2 separate regions of the Homo sapiens genome follow, and region 2 is linked to region 1. Evidence: read pairs that join two places in POLR2A ChIA-PET (ENCODE). Cell type or tissue: A673. All regions are shown on one strand. Each heading gives the region's core, and the rest is flanking DNA. Links, peaks and the distances in the headings are about the cores only.

Region 1 (15,068 bases), core at 2,224-10,223:
AAAAGCCTTTTTGTACAAGACACTTTTCAAGGTTCTTAGGTTATAGCTTTGAATACATAGAAATAGTTATAATATCACTTGACACTTTGGAGAGAGTAATTGCCCTAATTATTTCCATTCTTTGTCTTAATTTGCTGATAGAGACCTGGACTTAATCTCAGCTGGTGTACAGAGTTCTCTCCAAAAACAAGTGGCCTACTTCACATTCAGTGAATTGATATATTCTTATTTTAAGTTATCAGGTAGGATTGGAATTTTCTTGGGAACTTGAAGTCTGAATAAAATTAGAGTGACAAAATTTTCACCTAAGGCAAAAATAAGAAAAATGGTGGCAAAATAATTTTTTATTAAATCGATACATTTTTTAAATTTAAAGGATGGTTTCTTTTATGAGATTGTTATCTTACCTTTTTTTTTCTTTTTTCTTTTTTTCTTTTTTTTTTTTTTTTTTGAGACAGAGTCTTGCTTTGTCGCCAGGCTGGAGTGCAGTGGCATGATCTCAGCTCACTGCAACCTCCACCTCCTGGGTGCAAGCAATTCTCCTGCCTCAGCCTCCCAAGTAGCTGGGACTACAGGCACATACCACCACACCCAGCTAATTTTTGTATTTTTAATAGAGACATGGTTTCACCATGTTGGCCAGGATGGTCTCCATCTCTTGACCTTGTGATCCATCTGCCTCAGCCTCCCAAAGTACTGGTATTACAGGTGTGAGCCACCATGCCCAGCCTATCTTAACCATTTTTATATTAAAATGCCATTTCGTTTATGGAATAATGGTGGCGTGAAGTGGTAGATTTTATCTCATTTAATGTGAAAAAATAAAAAGTTGACAAATCTACATCTTCTGTCCATTGTGTATGTGTGTATATATGTATTCATGAATTTCACTGCTATTTGAATATCAAAGTCTTAAAATCATGAATCTACACCATTTTCTTTTCCTATCCTTGACATTAAGCCAGTTTCCATTGATTATGTTCACATCATTAAGTGTAATGAAACACAGTTAATACAGTAGCTTTTACTTAAGCATGTTTTATTAACTAATTATTGCTTACCCATAAAAATTAATTCTAGGCTGGGCATGGTGCTGTAATCCTAGCACTTTGGGAGGCCAAGGCGGGTGGATCACCTGAGATCAGGAGCTCGAGACCAGCCTGGCCAACATAGCGAAATGCCAACATGGCGAAGCCCCGTCTCTACTAAAAACACAAAATTTAGCTGGGCGTGGTAATGTATACCTGTAGTCCCAGCTACTCAGGAGGCTGAGGCAGGAAGATCACTTGAACCCAGGAGACGGAGTTTGCAGTGAGCCGAGATCATGCCACTGTACTCCAGCCTGGGTGACAGAGCAAGACTTTGTCTCCAAAAAATAAATAAATAAATAAAAATTCTATCTCCTTTTTCATTTAAAGGAAATAGAAATTTCAGCATGCCTTCACCAATTGGAACACAAATACACTGGAACACTTATTCTATGTTTTGTGCAAGAAAACCTTTACTCTAAATCGGAATCATAACTCAATGTATGTAAAATATTTAATATTAAAAATAAAAGCAATTCATTGATATAGTGCATTTGCTTCATCTGTTCTTTAACATTTTAACATTGAAGGCAGCCATAGGTTACACCAGTTCTGCCCTAAGCATCTCTAACATCTAAAAAATAACAGCACTAAATTTTAGTGTATTCCTGGCCAACAGGTAAACAGCCAGGTGGTGCCATTAGGTATCAGTCATTAAGTCCAAGAATGAAGTTTGTATCAATAAACATGATTTGGTATATTTAAGAAGTATTTTAAAAGATAATGCTCTACCCTTAAAATACCAAGAGGATGTATTCTAGTGAGTCTGAATTTACACACATTTTTATAAAATAAGGAATATAATTAAAGCCTCATTAAAGCACACTTTTTTTTTTTTTGAGATGAGGTTTCACTCTTTTGCCCAGGCTGGAGTGCAGAAGTGCAATCATAGCTTACTGCACCCCTGAACTCCTGGGCTTGAGCAATCCTCCTCCTTCAGACTCCTGAGTAGCTGGGACTACAGGTATGAGCCACCATGCCCTTCTCTAAAGCAAACTTTTGACTTTCAAGGCACAGTTAGCAGTGTTGGGAGAATCCCTGAAATATGTTAATGTTTTAACATTGGCTTATTTTAGAATGAGAGGGCTCAGAATAGCTTATGAAATCAAACAGTGGTGATCAAAGAGAAGCTTAAGTTGTCTCCCCACTCCATTTCATTTTATGAATGATTTACTAAAAATGCCACTTTTTCTCAGTTTGCATGTGTTAACTTCAGAATACTCAGAGAGGAAAATGGCTTACAATCAAATCTAGTACTACCTGAAAATGTGTCTTTCCTTAATGCCACTTAATTAGTATTAATGAACTTTTTAATTTTAATGTCTTTTTATTTTATATTTGCTCTACAAACTACAAAATGGTTTACAATAAATGTTGTGTACACTTAATGGCACAAAATAGTTTAGAGTGTTCTGTAACACTTATTAACTACAGCAGGCCTTATGTATTTATGTATTTATGTATTTATTTTTATGTTTTTGAGACAGCGTCTCACTCTGTTGCCCAGGCTGGAGTGCAGTGGCACAATCTCAGCTCACTGCAACCTCCACCTCCCAGGTTCAAGCGATTCTCCAGCCTCAGCCTCTTGAGTACCTGGGATTACAGGTGCGTGCCACCACGACTGACTAATTTTTGTATTTTTAGTAGAGATAGGGTTTTGCCATGTTAGCCAGGGTGATCTCGAACTCCTGACCTCAGGTGATCTGCCTCCCTCCGTCTCCCAGAGTGCTGAGATTACAGCCATGAGCCACGGTGCCCAGCCGTCATACTTTATTTTTTTCCTCACCCACCCTCCATTTCCGTTTTTTCAAATAGATTTTCTCTGGGACTGCAAGGATAGACATCTGGATATAAAAGAGGGAGATTTGAGACTTGCCTATGGCTCCAAACAATCAAGAAATCAAATCTGGCTGGGCGTGGTGGCTTATGCCTGTAATCCCAGTGCTTTGGGTTTCCGAGGCTGGTGGATCACCTGAGGTCAGAAGTTCATGACCAGCCTGGCCAACATGGTGAAACCCCGTCTCTACTAAAAATACCAAAAAATTAGCTGGGCATGGTGGCGCATGCCTGTAATCCTAGCTACTCAGGAGGCTGAGGCAGGAGAATCGCTTGAACCCAGGAGGCAGAGGTTGCAGTGAGCCGAGATCGTGCCATTGCACTCCAGTCTGGGCAACAAGAGAAAAACTCCGTCTCAAAAAAAAAAAAAAAAAAAAAAAAAACAACTACATCTAATTTAATTTTGGAGAACATTCCTAAACTGAATCTCTTTATCCTTATGTCTGCCCTTATTCACATTTGCAAATAAGTGAAATCCTTTTCTTTCTCCACCCTTCCTCCCACCATGATTATTTGTGAAGATCACCATTTACCAGGCATTTCCATGATTATGATTATGAATGATTGCAGGCAAGGTATTGATCAAAGATAATCACTCATCAGGGACAAGAATTTAGAGATTCCTGAATAATAAACTATATCTCTGCTTGTCAAACCTAATCACTTCCCAATATATCAAAAAGGGAAGGTAGTTCTCTTCCCTATGCATGCATAACTTTCTACTGGAAAATAATTTAGAGGCAAATAAAAGGATCTCTCTATGGAACTAAGTATTTCCTGGGCCAGGACCAATGAACTTCTAAGGAAAATGTGAATAATGGCTTATTCATTACTTGCTAGCACAGAGATGGAAAAGCAGAAGTTCCTACCACATATGCATTTATAGAGGGTGACATTTCTTTAAACAGAATTCCAACTGGAGAAAGGGTTATAGATATATGATCTGGGGATCAGGATAACTGCTTTGTATTGAGTAAGCCTAGCCTCACTCTAGGTTTCCCATTTTCACCAAACTAAGTACTCTTATCTTTACTAAAGCTGCAATCTACTACCAGTTTTTGTTTTAATGAGGATGTAACATCTTTGCATACCAAGTATAAAATTTTGCTTCTCTTCTCTCACTGAGCCTGTAAATAGGAGCTACATATAGTCATCAGATACCTGGTCATGGCCCTCTAATCTCTGAGACTTATTCCTATCAGAATTTGGGGGCAAACTGGAGCCAGCCTCCATTTTTATCTCCCCAGTGGCATGAGGGAAAGGGAAGTTGGGCATAAAACGCTTAAGAAAGCGAAACTCACTATTACCAGTGCCAGTGGCTGAACACATTTCATATGGACAAGGCCGAGATAAGGATCCATTGCCTTGTCCTTGTACCAGGTTGTTAGAGAAATTACAGTCATCATAGAAATGCTCTTGAATTGTGAACTTTTCTCTATATTTAATCTTTTGGTAGACATGTATAATGAAGATCACTATGACAGAGAGGAGAAAGAGAAAGGAAAGGATGACCAGAGAAATGACCAAATATTTAGTGGATGGATTTACCTTTCTAGAATGCTTGGTTGGATCCTGGAACTGCAGGTAGGGCTCTGAAAAGCCATCTACCAGCAGGATGTTGAGTGAGACAGTAGTGGAAAGAGCTGGTTGGCCGTGATCCTGAACAAGAATGATCAATTTCTGCATCATGGGGTCTCTCTCAGATATCTGCCTTAATGTATGGATTTCTCCATTTTGTCTTTGAACAGAAAATAACCCAAGGTCAGTGGCCTTAAGTAGATGATATGAAAGCCAAGAATTCTGACCTGAGTCACCATCCACAGCCACCACTTTGGTCACTAGGTAGCCTGCCTCTGCAGACCTGGGCACCAGGTCATTGCAGGGCAAGGTGCCGTTCTGCAGTGGGTATAAGATCATTGGACGATTGTCATTGTCATCTAGGACAACCACTCTGACAGTAACTTGGCTACTCAGTGACAGGAAGCCCCCATCAGTTGCCTTTACCACAAATTGAAAATCTTGAATGGCCTCATAATCCATGGTTCTCAGCGCGTAGAGCTTCCCATTGCCTGAATTTATGGATATGTAAGCAAAGACTGAAAGATCTCCGTTTTTTGGAGGCAACAGAGAATATGTTATTTGGGCATTCTCACCCAAATCAAGATCCTCAGCATGGACTTTGCCAATAAAAACCGCAGGACTGTTGTTTTCTCGAACAGTCAAGATATAGGAATCTTCCCGAAATATTGGAGGATTGTCATTAACGTCGGATATTAGCACCTCTATCATAGTCTCGGCAGACAAGCTAGGTGGTCCAGTATCCATGGCAACAATGGTGATATTATAGCCTGAGACCTCCTCCCGATCCAAGCTTCTGTCAGTGACCAGTGAGTAAGAATTCCCAAATGTAGGTTTGATTACAAAGGGAAGGTCTTCTCTGAGGAAGCAGGTGACTTTTCCTCCCACTCGAATGTCCCGGTCTCTGATAGTGAAAAGGGCTACTACTGTCTGTGGTGGTGAGTCTTCAGGGAGTGGGCTGGACACAGAGGAGACCATCACTTCGGGAGGATTGTCATTCACATCCACCACTTCTACCAGGACTTTGCTGTGGGCAGAGAGGCCTCCACCATCTGTAGCTTGAATGTCAATGTCGTATGTTTCAATGGCTTCAAAATCGAGGGGTCCTCTTAGTCGAACTTCTCCATTTTGAGGGTCAATCTGAAACGTCTTGAGAATTGCTTCTGGGTTTTGAGCTAAAGAGTAAGTTATCGCTTTGTTGGTGCCCTCGTCTAGGTCCACGGCAGTCACCGTGGCCACCAAAGAGCCATTGGGGCTGTTCTCTGATACCTGGGCTCTGTACACCAGTCGCGAGAACTGGGGCACGTGGTCGTTGACATCCAGAACCACCACGTGGATGTGAGCTGTGCCAGACTTAGGCGGGGACCCGCCGTCCACCGCCGTAATTGTCAAGTTGACTTCAGGCTGCTCCTCTCGGTCCAGGGGTTTGTTCAGCACCAGCTCAGCATATTTAGGCCCGTGGCTGCAGAAGCGGGTGTGCAGGTGGAAATACCCATTGGCACTCAGGGTGTAGTTCTGGAGACCGTTAAGGCCCACGTCCAGATCCTGGGCGCTCTGCAGAGGAAAACGTGAACCCAAAGGGGTGCTCTCCGGAATCTTTAAAAGCGGCTCCTTGTTTAGGAAAACTGGGGCATTGTCATTGATATCAAATACCCTGACCTCGGCCCGGAAGGACTGCAGCGGCTCCACCAGGACTACTTCAAAGTGCAGAACACAAGGGTCGGCTTTGCCACAAAGTGACTCCCGATCCAGTTTCTCCTTCACAAACAAATCTCCCGTCTTGCGGTGGAGCCGGAAATGCATTTTGTTGCCCTCGGAAACCAGCCGCGCCCCGCGCGCAGCCAGCTTCCCTACCTCCAGTCCTAGGTCCTTAGCTACGTTGGCCACAAACGAGCCGCTCTCCATTTCCTCTGCCACTGAATAGCGGATAGTTGTCGCATCCCCCACAGATATGCACAGAAAAATGAGAAGAGATCCCACTTGCCTGTTTTGCAAAGATTTTCTGCGCGTACCCGCCATCAGTTCTCACAAGCGCGCTCTCTGCAATCAGAGCCAACTGTTGCGGATATACTTTCACTTTTCTGCAACAGGTTACTGCAACAGCTGCTCTCCGCTTCACTAGCCTCTAACTGCAGCACCACCAAAGGCTAGCCGAGCCCATTAAGCTGTTTTGCACTTGAAAGAAAATTTGCATTGAGCGACTCAACTCCCCAGTCTAGCGAATGTATTAATAGATATGTTCTCATTCCGGAGAGTTAGGTAGAGGTTGAAAGTTTGTTGCCAAAGCAACAACAGACTCACCTGTTAATTCCCTTTCAGGAAAAAAAGTCCTTGGGAATTGAGAAGCCAATGAGATTAGTCGTTCAAGCTGAAGTCATTCTATCTGCTAGCTGTCTGGAGCCACTGAAGCTGTGGGCGAACAGCAACAAGTTTAAGCTACATCTGCACACTCTGCGGTCCATCCAGAGACCAAGAAAGAAGCACAAGGATCCTGCAGAGTCTTCCGAAGCCCAAGCCAAATATATGAGGCAGGGAGCTAGAGAATGTGGAGGAAGTGGTCAGTAGGAAAAGGAATGGGAACAGACATTCTCCTTCAGAAACTTGAGGTCCAGTAAGTACACTGACAGGGGACTAAGCCAACTGACCTCTTGATTTGCACTACGCTATCATGCTACTTCTACGTATTCGCTCCGCCCCCCTCCAAATATCTGTATACACGTGCACAAAGGGAGCAGCTGGCTTGTCACTTATGATTATAATGGCAGTAGTATTTATTGGATATGATTTCCATGTACTGAGACTATGACAAGTGATTTACATGCATTATTTAATTTAATACTTGCAACAACTATATGGAGTAGACATTATTAAAAAAAAAAAAAGACAAAGAAAGTGAGATGGGAGAGGTTATGTCAAGGTCCCCTACCTAGCAAATGTTAGAAATAAAACTCAATTTAATTTTGTCTGACTCCGAAGTCTATGCTCTTAATCAGTACACTACTCTGCTTCCCAGATAATATAATGAATAAATCAAATGAAGATAAATATTTGGTTTTGGATTTTAAAGCAAATAAAATAAGATTGCTTACACATATTGAAAATGACCTAATAGAAATATAGGAGATATTTGTTGAGTTTCCTTTATGATCATAGGATAATAGAATGTTTAATAAGACATTTCAGAAAGATGAGATCCAGTCTCCTTCTCACCCACTCTCCACTTTAAAAAAAAAAAAAAACAGATGAAGAAACTAAGGCCCGAAGTGATGAAGTCACTTGCCCAATTCATACAGCTACTCATGGCAGTGTAAGAACTAGAACTTGTCTTCTGATGCTGTCTCATGCTCATTACCTAAAACATTTGATTTCTCATTTGTGCTCAATACTTTATGTCCCAGGTGCTATAAAATTATGGCCACTTAACGGAAATCTAACTATATTTTCCAATAGGAAAAAAAGAATGAAAGTAGAAAGTGTACAGAACATTAATTACATCCTGACATGAGGGAATTAATGAATCTCTCAATCTCTGTCAGTTATTTTAACACCTGGCTTAAGTGTGCATCCTTAAACAGTTTAGTTTTGCCTCTTTTGAAAACTATATATCTTACTTGAGTATGAGTAGAAATAAAACAAAACTATGTATCAAGTAAAGTGTACAGTAGGTAATCCTTTGAATTTTGTTTCTTTCCCTCATTTTTTAGCTCAATGTAAGATTGGTGTTATCTTTAGCTCTAGTTCATTTATTTCCATTACCGTATAAAATACCAATATATTGTCAATGTCCTTTAGCTAGAGACCATCAGACACACACCTGTAGTTGAACAAAGTTATATTTACTGACTTATTATAACAAGGGAAGCTGTACACCATAGAGAGTCATGGAGCATCTCAGTGAAACGGTGTTAGAAAGAACATATATTTGGTCTTGTGTTAGATGATTTGGGGGAGGTTTGAAGCAGAGTGCTCTGGATTGGATGTCATCATAAGTGGAGTTAACTCTATGATGAGTATATTGATAATTCTTATGTAGAAGGTGAGAGGAAAGGGGTGAGGCTAACTCTGTGATTGGTAAGTAAGCTGAAGTGACTAATACTAGCCAGGACAGAAAGATGTTTGGGCATTTTTGTGGATTGGACAATACTCTTTTTTGTCTGTATTTAGACACACTTATGGTGTGCTCTCATTTTCCTCTTGCTCCATCATAGTCATGGTATGGCCTTGTCTGATACTGGTGTCCTATGAAATCATTTTTTGTTCAACAGAAGATCACTATGTCCTAGCTGTGAGTGTCAGGCCAGCTCCTAGCTCTCGTGGACTGCTTTTGTCTTTTTCAGTATGAATGCAGCAAAATGCATTTACCTATTTTATTATTCTGCTGCTCATAGCATATCATTGTACGTGTCACTTTGTGCACATGTATACACATATTTTGGGGGGGAATATATACATAGAAGTAGCATTGATATCATAGGATATGTTCTTTTCAGCTTTACGTGATGTCACCAAACTGCTTTCTAAGAAGTTGTACTGGCTGGGCGTGGTGGCTCACGCCTGTAATCCCAACACTTTGAGAGGCCGAGGCAGACCAATTATGAGGTCAGGAGTTCAAGATGAGCCTGACCAACATGGTGAAACCCCGTCTCTACTGAAAATACAAAAATTAGCCAGGGATGGTTGTGCGTGCCTGTTATCCCAGCTACTCAGGAGGCTGAGGCAGGAGAATCACTTCAACCCAGGAGATGGAGGTTGCAGTGAGCAGAGATCGCGCCATTGCACTCCAGCCTGAGCCACAGAGTGAGACGCCATCCAAAAAAAAAAAAAGTTGTACTGATTTACACTCTCATCAGCAGTGCAACTTCTAGTTGCTCAAATTATTTCCAACACTTAGAATTACTAGTCTTTTAAAATTTTGACCATTCTGGTGAGTGACTGTGTTTACATTTCACTGATTAATTTGCATTTCTCATTAATTATTGATGAAGTAGACACTATTTAATATATTTGTAGTCATTGGAATATCATTTTTTGGGAAGTTTTTGTTCAGTTCTCTTGCCTTTTTTTAACATTGCATTGTTTACCTTTTTTTCTATTAATTTCTATTACTTCTTTATGTTCTATGAGTCCTGAATATATTAAAAAAGATGTTTATGCTTAGTCAATATACATAAACAGAGAATAGCCTTGAGCAATTTCGATAGAAAAAAAAAATGGAGTATACTACCCACTAATGTTATTTAGCATCATCAAAAAGGCTATTGGGGAGGTTTTTTTTAAAAGGAAATATTTATTTAGTGATTCACAAATTATGCAGAAGCTTCTGACATCCTAGGAAGTCTTAATACAATCAATTTCAAAATAATTCATCAAAAAAATTGTAAGTTAACAAATACATTCTTGGCTGGGTGTGGTGGCTCATGCTTGTGATCCTAGTACTTTAGGAGGCTGAGGCAGGAAGATCACTTGAGGCCAGGAGTTTGAGACCAGCCTGGGTAACATAGCAAGACCCTTGTCTCTACATACATACATACATAAATAAGGCATGGTGACAAAGCCTGTAGTCCCAGTTACTTGAGGGGAGAGCATTGCTTGAGGTCAGGAACTTGAGGTTACAGTGAGCTATGACTGTACCACTGCACTCCAGCCTGGGTGACAGAGTCAGTATCTGTCTCAAAACAAAAAAAATTCTTATGAGGTGAAGTTTAAGCAATGCTGCTTTTCTTTTTTTATTTTCTTTTTTTTTGTTAGTTTATTTTTAACTGACAGATAAAATTAATCATAGACAACATAGTATTTTGTAGCATATTTATATTGTAGAATGACTAAATTCAGCTAATTAACATATATATTACCTCACGTAGTTATTATTTTTGTGGTGAGAATATTTACCATCCATGTCTTGGGCATTTTTCAAGAATATGGTACATTGTTATTAACTATAGCCACCATGTTGAATAATAGATCTTTTGAACTTATTTCTCCTAACTGAAATTTTGTATCCTTTTGGCTCTCCAACCTCTCCTTCCTCATCCCAGCCCCTGGCAACCACCATTCTACTCTCTAGTTCTATGAGGTCAACTTTTTAAGATTCCACGTATAAATGAGGTCACACCATTATGAAAAACAGTATAGAAGGTCCTCAAAAAATTAAAAATAGATCTACCATAGAATCCAGCAATCCCACTACTGGGGATATTTTCAAAGGAAATGAAATCAGTATGTTGAAGAGATATCAGCACTCCCATGTTCATTGCAATATTACTCACAATAGCTGAGATATGGAATCAGCCTAAGTGCCCATCGGTGGGTAAATGAATAAAGAAAATGTAGTATATGTACATAATGGAATATTCTTCAGCCTTCACAAAGAAGGAAATCCTGCAATTTGTCACAACATGGATGAACATGAAGGACGTTATGTTAAGTGAAATAAGCCAGGCACAGAAATGCTGCTTTTCAATTCAGTTCCTCTGAATCTTAATCTGTTTGGTTAGCCCCAGGCGATTTATTAATATCTGCTAGATGGAATTAAAATCCAAAATATTTTCTTTTTCCTTGGAAAATGTTAGGACCTTTAAACATGGTGGCAGTTTTTTTTTTTTTTTTAAGCCTGTATACTTTCTGGTGAAGGTAAAATTGGGAACCCACAGACTAAATCTACAGCGTCGTAGCTTGTAAAGTCAGGATCAAAACCTACATGTTGGGAAGAGGGACAACCCACAGTTAGTAGGATATCATGAAGTTTTGGGAGAACAAAAATTCATTTCAAAACTGTATCTTAGTACTAACTTTTAAACTTCAAAAATCTTATTTCAAAATATTTCAGAGTTTTGGAAGAGTTACAAGAGTGTTTGTAATCACTTATGACTTACCCATTGGCTTACCTTAACTAAACTTTAATAAGGCTTCTCTTCTCCCCACAGGTCCCTGAACTTTAGCTGGCCCCAAAACTTGAGCAAGCTCTAAAAAGCAGAACATCTCCCACTTAACAGTTTATTCTGAGAACTGGCCAACCACAGGAGGGAAAATCATATCTCCAGTTAAAGTGCCCTGATCATGCCATCTGCTCATCCTACCCCCTTTGCCCTGCTCCCACACAAAGTTCCTGCTAGCCCTGTTTACGTCTTCTTTTTTAAACTCTTTTTTTAAAATTTGATTTTTAGACATTTGAAGATTTCCATGGTCAGAGGGTCTGTAATAGTCTTTTTTGAATAAAGCTGCTCCTTACCTAAATCCAGATTTGTTTTCATTGAATATAATAATAAATGACCATATTACTTTCACCTAGATTTATCAATTTTGCTACATTTGTACACTTTCTTTTTCATATTTATCTATTACTATATTATGTAATACATTATATATGCACATACATTATTCAAAAATAGTTATCTCTTCCACAGTTTTTATGGGAGATGTATACCTCTTCACTCCAATGGTGCTGAGTTTAGCTGCATGATATGCTTTGACTTTACATTGGGTTCACTATACTTCCCTACCTCTTGACTTTGGAGTTGGCCATATGAGTTATTTTGGCCCTCAATGGGACGTTAAGAGTGTTGTGGGTTGAATTTGTCCCCCAGAAAGATATGTTGAAATCCTAACCACTGGTTCTTGTGAATGTGACCTTATTTGGAAACAGAGTCTTAGCAAATGTAATCAAATTAAAATGAAGTCAAACTTGATTAGGGTGGGCCCCAAATCCAGTGACTGATGTCCTTATAAGGAGAGAGATTTTGGAGACTCATGGACACACATAGGGAAGAAGGCAACATGATGACAGAGACAGAGGTTGGACTGATGCTGCTACAAGGATTGTCCACAACCACCAGAAACTTGGTAGAGTCAAGGAAGGATCTTCCTCTATGCCTTCAGGGGGAGTGGAACCCTGCTGACTTCTTGATTTTGGACGTCTAGCCTCCACAACTGCAGGAGAATAAAATTCCACTGTTTTAAGCTGCTCAATTTGTAGTCATTTCTTGTGGAAGCCCTAAGGAAACTAATACACAGAGTGAAGCAAGTTGTGCTTGCATAATTGGGCTTGTCCTTTTGCTCTTCTGCTACTTTCATAAGAACATTCTCTGGATAGTCTATTGATAAAAGAGTGATGAAAGACACGTGGAACAGCACTGGACACAACCTACATATTGAAGCGGAGCATGGCTGATCTCAGCCTAAATCTTCTGACCCCAAGATGCATCAATGGGAATCAATGTTGCTTTGAGCTACTAATTTTTGAAGTATTTTGTTGCACTACATTCTATGACAATAGCTAACCTATGTAATATGTAAACATTTTATTTTGGCATAGTTAGCTGTAGACATTATGATATCATTCCTAAATATCTCAACAGGTACCTCTTACAAACAGGGACAGTATCCTTCATAACCTCAATACAAATTATCACACTCAGGAAGTTTAACATGAATACAGTGCTATTATCTAATACATACTTCATATTCTAATTTCCCCAGTTGTTCCAAGTATGTTCTTTGTGCTGGTTTTTTTTTTTTAATGTAGGATACAATCAAGGATTGCACATTGATTTTAGTTGTTATGTTTCTCTAGTTTACTTTAAACTGAAACAGGGAAAACATTTTTATGATGCTGTTTTTTAATGACACTAACTTCTTTTTCATGACACCGCTGTTTTTATTTAGTTAGTTATTTATTAAAAAAACTTTTATTGTAGGTTCAGGGGTACATGTGCCGTTTTATTATACGGGTAAACTCATGTCATAGGGGTTTGTTGTACAGATTATTTCATCATTCAGGTACTAAGCCTGGTACCCAATAGTTATTTTCTCTCATCCTCTCTCTCTTCCCACCCTCTACCCTCAAGTAGGCTCCAGTCTCTATTCTCCCTCTTTAGGTCCATGAGTTCTCATCATTTAGCTCCCACTTATACATGAGAACATGCAGTATTTGGTTTTCTGTTCCTACATTAGTTTGCTAGAGATAATAGCATCCAGCTCCATCCATGTTGCCATAAAAGACATGATCTGGTTCTTCTTTATAGCTGCATAGTAGTCCATGGTGTATATGTACCACATTTTCTTTATTCAATCTGTTATTGATGGGCATTTAGGTTGATTCCATGCCTTTGCTATTGTGAATAGTGCTGCAATGAACATTTGTGTGCATGTGTCTGTATGGTAAAATGATGTATATTTCTTTGGGTATATAGCCACTAATGGGATTGCTGGGTCAAATGGTAGTTCTGATTTTAGCTCTTTGAGGAATCACCACATTGCTTTCCACAATGGTTGAACTAATTTACACTCCTACCAACAGTGTATAAGTGCTCCCTTTTCTCTGACACTTCATCAGCATCTGTTATTTTTTTACTTTTTAATAATAGCCATTCTGACTGGTTTGAGAGGGTATCTCATTGTGGTTTTAATTTGCATTTCTCTAATGATCGACACTGATGTTTTTAAAGAGTTGTTTTACAGTATATCCCTCAATTTGGAATTTTTTGTTGTGTTTACCCTTGGTTAGATTGAGGTTAAATATTTTTGCAAAAATACCACATAAGTGATATTGTGTTCTTCTCAATGTATCACATCAGAGGGCATATGATGTCATTTTATTCCATCACTGGTGATATTAAGTTTGGCAATTTGGTTATAAAATGGTGTCCATCAAATTTTTCAGTTGGATAGGTACCTTTTAATTCTTTTTATAATTAATTAGTGATCTGTGGAGAGATTTGAAACTACGAGGATATGCTATTCCCAAAACAATTTTATTAACCATTGATTTCCAACATCCATGAATGATCCTTGCCTTGAATAAATACATATTTGTATATATATATATAGTATAAGTGTATGTGCATACGTATATCTATATGGGATCATGAGACTTACACTTTCAATACATTAATACAGATATCTTTATTTTCCTCCCCTACTTCATATTTTGTATTTTCCTTGTCCCAAAGTGAGAAGCCTTAGTTCACAACAGCATCAATATATTTACCCATCAAAATAAATCTCAAGATATACATTAAAGAATTTTGGAATTATTACACTATTACCTAAGTGCTAATTAACTTTTTTGAAAATCCACTCAGGGAGGCAAGAGAAATGTACTTAGTCGCATATTGAATAACAAATTCTTTTTACCCAATGTTCTTTCCTTTAAGACTCTACATTTTCTGCTTATAAAATTAGTTTAGATCAAAATTGATTCTAACATTAATGTAAAATGTATTGTTTATTTTTATTCATCTTTAAGTCATAGGTTTAAATGTTTCTGAAATTGTTCTGATGATAATTTTTTCACTATTTTCAACTTCTTTTAGAAAAAAAATACCTTAACTAAAATATTGGAGCATCTCTTCTGATTTGTTGCTTCTACTATTGTACCCAAAGTTCAGGTAGTTTTAAAATTTTAATATTGATAATATTTATTGTAATAGTAATTTTAACAGGCAGGTTAATATTTGGGGTCACCTCTAATTTTCATTCATATATACCTTTTAAGCCTGAAAAAAAAAGTCTATTTTTAGGAGTAGGTGTATTTTGAAACATTGAGGTCACACCTGCAGTTGTAAACTT
Region 2 (14,115 bases), core at 6,116-14,115, 65 kb after region 1:
TTAAATCAAAGAGATAGAGGTTCAGAAGAATACTAGCCCAACATGGTTCAAAAACTAGCCTGCACCCAGGATTAACTACATAATTTGCAGGAACCAGTGAAATTTGCCAAATGAAAATGGGGGGAGGCGGCCCTTGTTAACAAATTATCAAGAACTTCAAGATAGTGACAGCATAATATCAAAACACACAGGGCCTTTCTAAATGCTGGGCCCCAAGAAGCCAGACTTGCCCAGGCCTGAGCACTACTGGGTTCCTCCCTTAGCACCACAACTTGACACTGACTATTCCCAAAGTTTTCACACTGCCTGCCCCACCTGAAACTCTATGAGGCATTATTTCAGCCGACAACAAAATGGCTTCTGACTTTGGTTGGGTTTTCAAACTTTTCTTCTCTACCCTCCCCCCTTACTTTGTTACAATCTGTGCTTCTTGAAATTTGGCAGCAATCCCAGGCTCTGTGTTGCTGTCACTTCTCAGCCTTGAGCAACCATTTCTAGACAAGTAGTGATATCCTTGCATTGAGGGTATAAAATGGAGGTGCTGTCAGCACATTGCAGTATAAGGAAGGCAAGATAATGGGAGAACCCTCTACACCACCCTGCACACTTCCATACCATTCCATGTAATCTAGCAAAAACATCTTGAATCCTCTTTACTGTGTGCCAAGCACTGTGTTAAGTGCTAGGAGCATTAAACTGAGTAGTAATAGTTCTGACGACATTTTTGAGTGGCTACCATGAACTAAGCATGGTTCTAAGCATTTTGCGTGCATTATGTCATTTAATACTTACAACAGCCTATGGTCTCTCCTCTTTTATACATTGATAAATCTGAAGCACAGGTTGCACAATTATTAAGTGATACGATAGAAATGTGAGGCACTGTGCAATGCCAGGCTATCTCCCTTCAGAAACTAACATGAGACAAATTTTAAACCTGCCCTTCACTCTCCACATTTTCTCAGACATGATATACCAAATCCACCAGGATTACCTAAGAACATTTCCAAGCCCAGCCCTTTATTTAACAATTAAAAAAAATGCTGCATTTACTTCCCTTTTCGATTCTCCTTTTCTAAACACTCCAAAGTTTCCAATATTTGGTTTGGGAGAAGAAAAACACTAAGTTAAAAGCTCATAGCTCATCTTGACATATTATTCAGTACAGTGATCGCCCCTTATTTGAGGTTTGATTTCTGAGGCTTCAGTTACCCACAGTCAACCTTAGTCTGAAAATATTAAATGAAAAATTTCAAAAATAAACAATTCATAAGTTTTAAATTGCAAGCTGTTCTGAGTAATGTGATGAAATCTCGAGCCATCCCGCTTTATCCTGCCCAGTACGTGAATCATCCCTCTGTCCGACCTATCCATGCCGTCTACACTACTCACCTGTTAGTTCACTTAGAAAGTGTCTTGGTATCCGACTGGCTGTTTTGGTATCAAAGGGCTTGTATTCAAGTACCCTTATTTTACTTAATACTGGCCCCAAAGCACAAGAGTATTGTGCCTAATTTATAAATTAAACTTTATCATAGGTGCACCTATGAAAGAACATAATGTATATAAAGGTCAGTACTAAATGAGGTTTCAGGCATCCACTGAGGGTCTTGGAATGTATCTCCACAGATAAGTTTGGATTGCTGTAGGTTGATTTTTGAAAATTCAGTAGAGTTAAGGAAACTTAAAAGAATCTTCTTTCCTAAATATAAACAAACCAACTAACCTTCTAGTGGGTCTCCATGGCCAACAAATGAAACTACAAATTATTTAGCAGGATGTTTAAGGTCCTACAAAATCTGATTCCAGTCTACATTTCTGATCTCATTTCCTAACATCTCTTTATTCTACCACATCCATCAAATGCACTCATCTTATTAACCCAGACTACACAATTCAGTTTTTTGTATTTTGTTTTTGCATGCACGCATTGTTTCCTTTGCCTGGAATTCTCTTCCTCTCCACATCCTACTTGCCATCCTGCAATACCCAGTATTTTAAATTTTTTTTTGAGACAGGGTCTCATTCTGTCACCCAGGCTGGAGTGCAGTAGTGTGATCTCAGCTCACTGCAACCTCCACCTTCCAGGTTCAAGTGACTCTCGTGCCTCAGCCTCCCAAGTAGCTGAGACTACAAGTGCATGCCACCACACCCGGCTAATTTTTATATTTTTTTTGTAGAGATGGGGTTTTGCCATGTTGCCCAGGCTGTTCTCAAACTCCTGGGTTCAGGCAATCCACCCGCCTCAGCCTCCCAAAGTGCTGGGATCACAGGTGTGAGCCACTGCGCCCGGCCTCAATATCCAGTATTAAATGTCAAATAATCTCTGACTTAGTCCCCTGAATTTCCAATTCCATCTTCTGAGGTCCCACAACATCCACTGTTCATGGTTGCTGAGAGTGTTTGGGCCCTGTGAAAACAATCTGGGGACTGTCTCAAGAAAGGCAGCCTAGCTTACCTTATTTACCTAGGGTTTGAATTGATTATAACATAGACAGACCCTGGGTCCCATTCTGGACCAACAGGCCCTGGTGGTTTGTCCCAGCTTCCTTCCCCTTCGTTGACCCTACCTACGTAGGGCATTATTGTCGCCCTTATCACATGACAATGTAATATTTCCATCATATTTCTTTACATTTCTCCCTTCACCATTAGATTTATAAGGGCAGGACTGTGTTATATTTAATATTATATCTGCATCACCTAGAACAGAGCCTGGCCTGACCTAAGTGCTTAATAAATGTTTGATGATGACTACAGTCATGTATCACTTAACAATGGGGATATGTTCTGAGAAATGCATCACTAGGCATTTTTGTTGTATGGACATCATAGAGCGTACTTACACAAACCTAGATGGCATAGCCTACTACATACCTAGGCTATATGGTATAGCCTATTGCTCCTAGGCTACAAACCTGCACAGCATGTTACTGTACAAAATACTGCGCAATTGTAATATAATGGCAAGTATTTGTGTATCTAAACATAGAAAAGGTACAGTAAAAATATGGTATTACAATCTTATGGGACAGCTGTCACATATGTGGTCCATTGTTAACCAAAGTGTCATTATTTGGTACACGACTATATATAGAGGGTCCCAACAAAATTCTCTATTGGAGCCAAGCCAAGAAAAGCATCCCTAGAAAGGATACTATATACTTCACTTCTCTATCTCTCTCTCTCTCTGTCTCTCTCTCCCCGTGTGTGTGTGTGTGTGTGTGTGTGTGTGTGTGTGTGTGTGTGTGTGAGAAAGAAAGAAGGAGAACAGGAATGAATAAGGATTTTAAAAGAGAAATGCTGATGAAGGTGGTTAATGATGGAGTTTCAGGGACCCGGCTGGGAGGTAGTTTTTGTGAGGATCTTCGTAGTGCCCTTCAAATCACAAACACTTAGAAGGTATTATCCTGGAGGCAAGGTTGTGACCCTGGGCAAGAAAAGACCAAAGAAGCTAATTTATATATCTAAATCCCCAGATTCAGAGAGAACATACCAAAAAGCTAAAAAAATTAGCTTTAGTGAGTTTCCCTCTAAAGAAATTTCCCAAAGGCAAATATTTAGAATCCATTTATACTTGTTGCAACAGAAGGAAATTGATGTGACACTGACCGCTGAATAAACATAGCCCTGCTGATTGCAGACTGCAGGAACAGCAGTTGGATTGACATCTTGATGACACACGGAGCCCACAGGGGATGCTGGACTCTGGGGAGGCTCTTTCATGGGTCCCATGGCCTAATCATTGTCAGCAGTATAAGGGGTGATTTAATCTCCAGTCAGAGCTGCTGTAAGTATGGAGAGGGCCTAAGCTTTGGAGATATCCAGCTTGTTTAGAATATCAAGGAGGGAGCTAGAGTGAAACTGGTTGTTATACAAAATGTTCCCAAAAAACAAACACATCCTTAGATACATATGGATCCATAAAATTGACCCTGAACCATCCCACCCTCCTATCCCCAACACAGGAAGCATCACAGGAAAAGCAGGTGGGATTTACGAATACTGGCAGGAACATTACCCACCCCTCAACCCCTAACACACACATACACACCAATCAGGCTCTTTCTTCTATTTTCCAGGGAAGTTCTGGATATAATCTGCTTTCACTTAGACACAGACGCTAGATGCATACAAGGCAGGCAATATGTGTTGCCCCATCTCCTGGCATCACTTGTGACAGTGACTTTTCCATTAGCTACCATGCCCCAGGATTGAATCCTTACAGATTGGCCTCTGGGTGATCTAAAGAGTACTGTCCTCTGCTGCCTGCTCCCAACTCTTGGAACAATATTCTTAGACCTGGGGCAGAACAATATCTCTAAGTCCAGAACACAATAATGTAATGGGAACCATTTTTCTCCTCTCTCCACATTTCCATCTTTGCTCTTAGAAAAGGGAATGCCCACCAAAACAATACTCCCATCCTTTGCAGGGATGTGCTACGAAAAGAACTTTCATCTTTAGCTCTACTTCCTTCCTTACTCTTCCCAGGAAGGGAGAGTAGTTTATCTGATTGGATAGATCACTGAAAGCATGATTTAAATGGATCACACTTCTTGATTGAGCAAAGTTAGCATCATCAGTCACTGTTCTTCCATGACACATCTCACCTTAATTCTCTTTCTCTACTCTAGCTCATTCTCTACTGAAATTAACTTACACACACACACACACACACACACACACACACACACAGAGCCACCTCTGCCTGAACATGAAAGACCGGGTGGTAGGCAGAATAATGGCCCCACCAAAATGACTGCATTCTAATTTTAGAACTTGTGAATATGTTATGTTACATGGCAAAAGGGATTTTGTGTTAATTTGTTATGGCAGCCCTAGGAAACTAATACAGATTTTGGTATCTGGAAGTGCGGTTCTGCCGTTATAAATGCCTAAAAATGCGGAAGTGGCCTTGAGATTGGGAAATGGGCAGAGTCTAGAAGAATTTTGAAGAGCATGATAGAAAGAGCCTACATTACCTTGAACAGGCTGCTAGTAGCAATATGCATATTAATGGCTCTACTAGAGAGGACTCAGAAAAAAGTGAGGAGCAAACCTAAATTGTCATGAACAGATTGTTATTACAAATATGGCATTAAAGGTGCTGCCAGTGAGGGCTCAGGTAGAAATAAGGAGCCTGTTATTGGAAACTAAAGGAAAGTGGATCCTTGTTATATAGTGGCAAGAACACACCTTGATTTTAGCCAGTGAAACTCACTGTGGACTTCTGACTTCCAGAACTGTAAGATAATACATTGTGTTGTTTTAAGCCATGAAGTTTATGGTTAATTTGTTATAGCATAATGGGAAATAAATACAGACACCCTACAGTTGGCCTAGAACTCAGACAGTAAATAGTCTTTTCCAAGTTACCAAGCTATTCCCTTCATGTATCATGCGGGACAAGATAATAGTAATGTGTTAAGTGTATAGAGTTCAGCAGCAAGCAGACATGAGTTCAAATACTGCCTTTACCACTGCATTTATTAATGAATTTAACAAAATTTATTGAGCATCATTGTGTGCTAGGCATCCTGCTTGACAATGGGAATACAATGGTGAGCAAAAAACATTTTTACTAGCTGTGTGAATGTAAGAAAGCCACTTAATTCTTATGAGCTTTAATTTTTTTATCTGAAACATGGGAATAATAATGTACTTCTCTCAAAGTTAAGTATGCAACATATGTAAAGTGCTTATCACAGTTCTCAATAAATGGTAGCTATTGTCTTCCTTTCTCTTGTTCTAAGAGACTATTTCTACAGTCCAGGAGGCAACAGTATGGGATTTAAAGACTTATAAAACTTGACCCAGCAACGACCCACTCACTGGAACATACACTTAAAATACAATGTCCTCAGGGCTCTATTTTTGCTAATAGGCTTTAGCTGAGAGAAGGGAGCTTCTTCTGTATTCCATGGTTCATCGTCCAACACAGAGCCAAATTTACAGGCTCAAAGGTATCCACCCTAGGGCTGTTGATATACCTAGTGATGCTCTTATCCCCATAAATCTGGACTCTCCGAAAGCAGCTTGGTGTGCATCTAATGTAAATCATTCATACTGGCTGAGGCTTCTAGTCTTACCACAGACCTTTACGGTATTCATCTGACTCCAGGTGATTATAGGAAAAGAGATCGAACAGGTGTGTGTTCTTGGGTAATACAGTATCTATGATGCACAGTCAAAAAAGACAAGAGAGAAGACTTGGGGAATGTCACCTCACTATTCAGCTTGATACATGATACCACCTACAGCAACAGCTCTGGACACAAGATTGGGTCAATGCTGGTTGAAAGCCCAAGCTGGTGAACCTTCTTGGAACATCACCAACAAATTTGCTTTATTAGATTTTCTGTACAGGGCAGGCTTTACTTATTTTTAAAGTTTGTTTGGTTGGTTTTTTACAGACAATGGCATCGATAATCTCAAGACCCGGGGTACATTGTTTGGTATCCAGCAGACAAGGAATACAACGCTAGTTACAATAAACTTCTCTTTGTTCTCTTTCGGGTCCACATTTGGTTCTTAAAAGTCACCTTTTCATACCCTAACTTTCTATTATTATGCCTCTTGAGTCTGACTTCTACAGAGCTCTCAATTTCCTGTTTCAATAGTAGCACAAGCATCCTTTGTCCCCCTTATTTCCTTTAAGTATTACCATCTTCAGGACTGACTTCTCCCATCCTTTGCCTAGCCCACGCCCTTGGAGATAGACAATTTCAGGCAGGGCTGTTGCTGAGGAAGCTCTTGGTCTCACCGAGAAAAACGTGGAATGTCATCTATCTCTGCTCTCCCTCTTTTTCTGATTGTGAATAACGGAGACTCCAAGTGCTGAGGCAGAGAAAGATTCCTCTCCAGTCCACACACTCATTGACAGGCTTCCTGGCAGTGACCAATCTTATGGCCCTTTCCTGGGGGCCTCTAGTCTCTAGCCAGTGCTTGAACTGAATATGTTTCTCCAGATTAGGCAATGGCCTTTTCAACTGCAAAGCTGACTGCCTCTGAAGATAAAATTTTCACGTTCCTTTGAAATCTGGGCAGAGTTTCTTTTAAAATATTGCCATGAAAGACCCTTGCTGTCACTAGGACAGACTTTCATTTTTAGTTTACTTGTGTCAGTGAGGCTGAGGACAGGGCTTGCCGGAGCCACAAAACGTAAAGGAATTACAAACTATCTTCCTCCTCTGCCCTCAACTCAGGTTATAAGCAGGTCTTTCTTGTTCAAGCACCTCCCAGGAGGAGTTCCAAGCCTAACAATTCTAAACAACCTCAGCAATTTTTCCCACAGAGTGAAGTGCAGACTCTCCACCCTCCATATCATCTTTCCCACAAAGCTCTCAGTCACACAGGTGACCTATCACCTTTGAGCTGAGTCAGGTGGCAAAGTTGGTGAGACCCTACTTCCTTGGCCCTTTGTGACACTGAGATGTCCCCAGCAGAAACTTGAATCTCCCTTTTGACAAGGGGCTTAAAACTTCAGCTACAAAGAATGGTGTATAAAGAAAGCTAGAAGGGAGGGTAATTCAGAAACTCTCCTGTTTTATGCAACACTCTTAAACAAAAGAAGGGATAAAGTGTCTTATTTTTCTAAGATATATTCAAAAGTTGTTTCTCCTGACAAGGTTTTCAGAGGCCAGACTGTATTGCCTCAATGTAGCTGGCATATTAAAGGAATCAATGATAACTGAAGAAACTATAATAAGTCTCTATTTCCTTACCCTGCATTAGCCTGCTTCTCTCCATCGTGGGGCTTGAAGGAAACTGCAGCCTAAGAGAACAGTGTTGTTCTATTCTCCTCACTACACCCTCTAAAATGTTATATCCAGGATCGTACATCTGAGTGCACATGAGACTGGATAGGTTTCAGGAGACACGTGATCTCTGTTTGGGGCTACTGTTACGGAAGAAATTCTTCTATTATGTATCATGGTCTTAACCATGACTGTATTCTGCCCAGGCCACCAATCCTAGAATAATTACTATGGGGCAAATGAGAGGTCCAAGAAAATACAGAGCGTCTAGGGAAAGAATTATCTTAGAGTCTATTCATAAACAAAAATGTTTAATTTCAGAAAACCAGGACATCTCCATTCTAGTCTTTTATTTACATGACCATTAAAAGTGGAAGGTACAGAGTGTTTTCCCAAGAAGAAGATGAAGAAAGTCATGAATGGATGGAGCCAGCAGAGACTTAAGTAAGCTTCATGGCTTCTCCTAGGTAGGGGATGCTAATTCCCCTTCCCACACCCTTGCTTCCTCCCTTCAGGTCAATCCAAAACAAACAAATTCTTTACATAAGCTGCGAAGAGAACTCTGGCAAACACAATGAGTTTCACAACCCCAGAAAGTAAAAGTGCATCTTAAAAGGACTTACTTTCCTCGGGTAGAGAAAGCCAAGCCAAGCTGGCACTCCTGGGCTGTCAGATGGCAGGTGACAGCGAAGGATACTCACAGGCGGGAGCTGCCCCACTCACATAGATCCCTGATCTCATTTTTTTTTCCTAATAAGGATATGCACACACCTCCCAGGACTGTCATTGCTATGACAACGGCAGAAGTTGAGGTTGAACAGGTTAGTGGAACAGCATGCTTTCTAAATTCTCCAACAAGGCCCGAGGCTGCACTCACTCATGAAATAGAAAAATTCATGTTGACAGTGCTCCTAAACAGATTCTAAAAAACTTAAGAATCATGCTTTCTTTCTGGGGAAGGATCAGAGATGGAGTCTCCATGGAGTCTTTCCATGGGGAGTTGGTTTTGTCAGACAGGTAAGAATCCTTGAGACAATTAAGAATATAAATCCCCATATAAAACTAGGGCACATAAACTGTCCATTTTCCACAGAGTAAAGAGATGTGGCAAATCAGGGCAAAAGCAATCCCCTAAGGAAACAAAGAGACAGGCACTTTAAAAAAATCTTCTCTATAGCAGATTCTTCCCACAGAGAATACTCAGAACAACCTGGGTCTAAATTTTGAAGCTGTAGGATAGACTCATACCTGGAAAAATCATTTAAAAATAGCTACTATTTACTAAACCCTGATTGTTCTTCAGATTCTGCAATATGTGTGCATTATCTCATCTAATTCTTCCAAGAACCCTATAAGGTAGACACCACTATTCTCCCCATTTTATAGAGAAAGAAACTGAGAATCAGGAAAGTTAAGTAATGGTCCCAGGAACATACAATTACTGAGTGGCAGAGGTAGAATTCAGAAAGGGTCACTGACTCCCAAGCTTGAGCTCTTAACAATTATCTCTCGGGCATGGGGAAAGGCCCCCTGCTTCTCACAAGAACCATAAACAGATGGCTTCCTTGCATGCATTCTGACCCTGTAATGATATAAGACAACCTCAGGAATATTTACCTTAGACCAGTTCTTAAAACTTCACAGTACATTGGTATCACATAGAAGGCTTGTTAAAACATAGACTGCCGGGTCCCATTCCTGAGAATGTCTTTCTTTCTTTATTTATTATTTTTTTTTTTTTTGAGATGGAGTCTCACTCTGTCACCCAGGCTGGAGTGCAGTGGTGCAATCTCAGCTCACTGCAACCTCCACCTCCCGAGTTCAAGCAATTCTCCTGCCTCAGCCTCCCGAGTAGCTGGGATTACAGGCACCTGCCACCACGCCCAGCTCATTTTTGTAACTTTAGTAGAGATGGGGTTTCGCCATGTTGACCAGGCTGGTCTCGAACTCATGACCTCAAGTGATCTGCCTGCCTTGGCCTCCCAAAGTGCTGGAATTACAGGCATGAGCGACCACACCCAGCCTCCATCCTGAGAATTTCTGATTCATTAGTCTAGGATAGGGCCTAAGAATTTGCATTTCTAACAAGTTTCCGGGTATTGTTGGTGTTGCTGCCCCTTTGAGAACCATTGTCTAAACCAAAGTTCTCTAACTAAGACTCACTGCCTTAGTGGCTTCCGCTACCTAATTAATCTTTCACTGTTTAGTCCCAGATCCCCTGGGGTCTTGAGAAGCTATAATGTTATCTTCTGCAGTGCTGTGTGTTTTGAAACTTTCTGAACTCTTCTGAAAACTGTGAGCATCTCCCACTCTAAAACTAATGTACTGTTGCCTTAGGTAAGGCCTGAGATCCCTTGAAATGTAGAAAGAGGAGCTGGAAAAACCAATAACAGATAACAAAGCAGCCTGGCCCACTGAAGCCAGGCCAGTTCCCTCACAGGCAGGGGCAGTCCTTTTATAACCTGGGATTGCCCTAGGAACTGATCACAAGAGGGCATTCATTAAAACCTCTTCAGGGCATTAGTACTCATGAAGTTAAAAAGAGCTGTAACATGAGCGACTGGCCCTTTAATGTCCCTCCCCCCAAAACGCATTCCTCCATCTGAAGAAGAGGCTGCAACTGTATTCCCTGCATTCCTGATTTAGCTAATTTTCTCTCTCTGCTCAGTCTCAAGGGAAGCTGAAAGGAAATAAGAAAGCCTGTGGTCCGGGTCTGCTCACACAGAGGGGAGGCTAGAGAAAGGGGCCAGTAATCAGGATTAACCAATTTAATGCCTGACTTGTTTATCCTGCAGAAAACATTACTTGGTGATGCCCTTGTTGATCCTTTCAGAGTGTGGCATCTTTATCTTAGGCTTTTGCAGACTGTGAAAATAAATGAACAGTTTCTTTAAAAAGCAAAAGAATTCATCAGTGAGGCCAGGCGCAGTGGCTCACGCCTGTAATCCCAGCACTTTGGGAGGCTGAGGTGGGCGGATCACGAGGTCAGGAGATTGAGACCATCCTGGCTAACACAGTGAAACCCCGGCTCTACTAAAAATACAAAAAATTAGACGGGAGTGGTGGCGGGCGCCTGTAGTCCCAGCTACTCAGGAGGCTGAGGCAGGAGAGTGGCATGAACCCGGGAGGCAGAGCTTGTTGTGAGCTGAGATCGTGCCACTGCACTCCAGCCTGGGCGACAGAGCGAGACTGTCTCAAAAAAAAAAAAAAAAAAAAGGAATTCATCAGTGAAGGAAAAATAACTTTAAGAAACACATATGAACGAGGATTAGCGTAAGGCAGGCCCCACTTCCTTTATTCAGCCATTGCAAGTGTTGGGATGAGAAGAGCAATACACAGCTGGTTCACGGAAAGGGCTCTGAAGCAAGTATAAGGAGGCTTAGGCACCAGAAAGAAGCCTTTTGGAAGCAACTGCATCTTCACCGTGAAGCTTTAAGGGCAACAGAATCAATGAAAGGCAGGCTCTATTTGAGTCTGGAAACAACCAAATTTTTTGGAGCATTTCCCTTTTCTTCAGGCAGCAACTAATAAATCCTCCTCACTCCATTTCCAGGGGAACAGTTGGGGTGACTGGATTATATAGACCCAGATAACCTCAGAGGGTCTATATCTGGGCCTGCAAATGAGAACTACTGAATTCTGGCCACCAGGCTATCAGCCAACACTATATCATAGATTGCAGAAAAGTAGTCCAGAAAGAAAAAAGAGTAAGAAGATTAGGCCAGGCGCGGTGGCTCACGCCTGTAATCCCAACACTTTGGGAGACCGAGGCAGGCGGATTACGAGGTCAGGAGATTGAGACAATCCTGGCTAACACGGTGAAACCCCGTCTTTACTAAAAACACAAAAAATTAGCCAGGCTTGGTGGCACACGCCTGTAGTCTCAGCTACTCAGGAGGCTGAGGCAGGAGAATCACTTGAACCCAGGAGGCAGAGGTTGCTGTGAGCCGATATCGTGCCACTGGACTCCAGCCTGGGGGACAGAGCGAGACTCTGTCTCAAAAAAAAAAGATTAGACATTTATTAACTATATGTCAAGCACTATGCTCAGTTCTTTTTTTCTCCTTTAGTTCTCATGGTAACTCAATAAAATAGGTGTTATTATTATTACTACACCCAATTTACAGAAAGGGTAATTAAGAAAATATGAATTCAGGCAGTTTGTCTATGCTCACCCAGCAAGTAAGCTTGGGATTAGAATTCAACTCAAATCTGACTCTAAATCATAATCTTAATCTTTATGCCATATTCCCTCCAAGCAGTGCAGAACATATATTGAGTCCTAAAAACCTAAAAGTACCAGAAGGACAGGGAGAAGGCAGAGAATCCCTTTAACTTTACACCACTGATGCAGAGGTATGTATTGAAAAGTATGATTAGGTTGCCATGGAGTAGTTGGAAGATGTAAGCTCTATCCAGCACAGTCCATGAAGACTGTGACTCATGCATCAGCAGCCAGGCACAGTTCTGGATAAAATGGGTTATACAAGAGGGGCTGGGACAGTAAGAAAGGGAACAAGGGAGATCCCCTTCTCTATCTCTGTAAAAAAGATAGGTTCTCAACATTTTTTGAATCTGAAAGAGGGACTTGGCCAGATGTATGAAATATCAATACATGGTTCCTATTCCACATTTGCCTAGGAATACACACCAACCAGCATCACCAATGGGAGGGAGAATGTATTCAAAGTTAGTTTGTGGCTTACCAGGTCGACCTACAATGCCTCCATAAGAGCAAGAAAAACTCTGAAATAAAGGCAAGGTAGAAAGTCATGATTTCACGTGGCTTCTTTGGGAAGTTCTCACCTTCCCAGATGCCTCCACATCCTGCAACACTTGGCAGTCTAAAACCACTTCCTCCTCCATCATTTCTTCACTCCATCGTTGGCACTGAGGGTACAGATTTGTCAATGAACTATTTTATGTTTTTCCCCTTGCAATCTGGCAATATTAGCTCTCTAATGAATTGCTTCAACTCGTATATTTTTTGGACAAATGTGACTTTTAGTTGAATTGTGCAACATCCATAAATAGCAAATCCTGGCTGATTAGAATCAACGAATGCCCTTAAAGTTGCCAGTAAAAATGGGCCCTTAGCTGCATGTTACTTAATAATTTGAAAGGCATCTGATTATTTTTGGGAAAAAACCTTTTACACACACATTCTGTCATCTGTTATGTATGTAGATATGTATTTGAATTTGAATGGATTATTGCAAGCCAGCCATGTTATGAATATAAGTGCTAGATATACTTGGATTTGAAACTAAACACATCTGGGTTTGAATCCTACCCTCTGCCACTTACAAGCTACGTGAACTTGGGTACATTTCTTAATCTCTCTGCCTCTCCAGTTTCTCATATGTAGAATAGATGTAATAAATCCCTTGCAAGCTTGACTTAAGGAATAAATGAGACCACACATACAATGTACTTGGCACAGTGTCTAGGCATATTATGGCTTAATAATTAGTAACTACTATTATCATCATGATGTTCTATTAATAGAGGATTAGAGTAGACACAATTTGTGGTCTCTACCAACACTTAATCTTCCCTTTCTGAAAACTGCCACAGCGATGGGCCTCCAAAGCCATATTTCTATTACATGACCCTGCTTTAGTGATAGGGCAAGAATAAGGATACCAAGCAAATGTGAGTTTAAGCAATTTTCCTATACTCACCCAGCCATTAGGTTTTTTACACAACTTAGCAGGTTCTCTTTCCTGAAAGTTTGGATTAGGAAATAGTCCCTATTATCCCTCTAAACTAAGAAATTGTGAGGCGGTCATGTTTGGCAACATGCATGCCAAGGCACTAAAAGTCAGTCTGCAGAATGTTGTTGATGTGCAGAGAGAAGCAGATTGACTTTGACTTGAACTCAAAACAATGCCTTGGTTCCGATAATTTTCCACTTCCATGAGAAACCATCTTCCTTCCTTCCTTCCTTTTTCTTTCTTTCCTTCTTTTTCTCTTTCTTTCCTTACTACTTTGGGTGGGTTTCCATAGTCTTCAACCAAAAGATCTTTGTTAACAGTGTCATCTCTGTGCATAAGGCCACCAGATCTTCTCTGCATGGCTTGGATGACCTAAGCATTTGAAAGGTACCTGATTTAAACAAACAAACAAACCCCAAAAACTTCATACACACACACACACATGCACACATGCGTGCACACACACTTTCCTTGTTATCCTTTTTCAACTCCTGAAGAGCATTAGGTATAAAATCAAAATAATCATATATGTAAGGAAATCATGTATGTATGGAAAAAAGGGAATAACAAAAATATAAAAGAAAAAGAGCCATCAACATTCCTGATCTTACAAAAGTAGGTCATCTGATCACTTTCCA

The links. ChIA-PET counts read pairs that join two places held together with the same protein. Peaks named below come from ENCODE experiments on the same cell type or tissue, not always from the same donor. Only the 100,000 strongest peaks of a DNase experiment are listed, where the experiment ranks them.
Region 2: POLR2A ChIA-PET joins it to region 1 with 5 read pairs; 4 of 35 experiments call an interaction of 5 or more read pairs at or near these places.

What each region holds. Positions count from the first base shown.
Region 1 is chr5:141,042,924-141,057,991 of GRCh38, reverse strand. PCDHB1 (protocadherin beta 1) reads right to left here and starts at 6,618. Exons shown (of 1, transcript NM_013340.4): 1 at 1-6,618. The coding sequence starts at 6,521. The coding sequence ends at 4,065. It overlaps PCDHB1-AS1 (PCDHB1 antisense RNA 1), which reads left to right. Exons shown (of 4, transcript NR_105056.2): 2 at 142-242; 3 at 6,822-7,113; 4 at 11,426-11,787. It also overlaps PCDHB@. RefSeq lists an enhancer at 6,209-7,037. In A673, for the core only: no CTCF peak of the experiment used is centred there; no DNase peak of the experiment used is centred there; H3K4me3 peaks cover 1,487 bases.
Region 2 is chr5:140,982,601-140,996,715 of GRCh38, reverse strand. The region is part of intron 3 of PCDHA1 (protocadherin alpha 1); the gene reads right to left. All of the region lies in intron 3 of PCDHA2 (protocadherin alpha 2), which reads right to left. All of the region lies in intron 3 of PCDHA3 (protocadherin alpha 3), which reads right to left. The region is part of intron 3 of PCDHA4 (protocadherin alpha 4); the gene reads right to left. It also overlaps PCDHA5, PCDHA6, PCDHA7, PCDHA8, PCDHA9 and PCDHA10, and 7 more genes. Among named protein-coding and RNA genes, the nearest start is that of PCDHAC2, 23 kb to the right of the region's middle. In A673, for the core only: no CTCF peak of the experiment used is centred there; a DNase peak (open chromatin) is centred at 10,425; H3K27ac peaks cover 2,317 bases.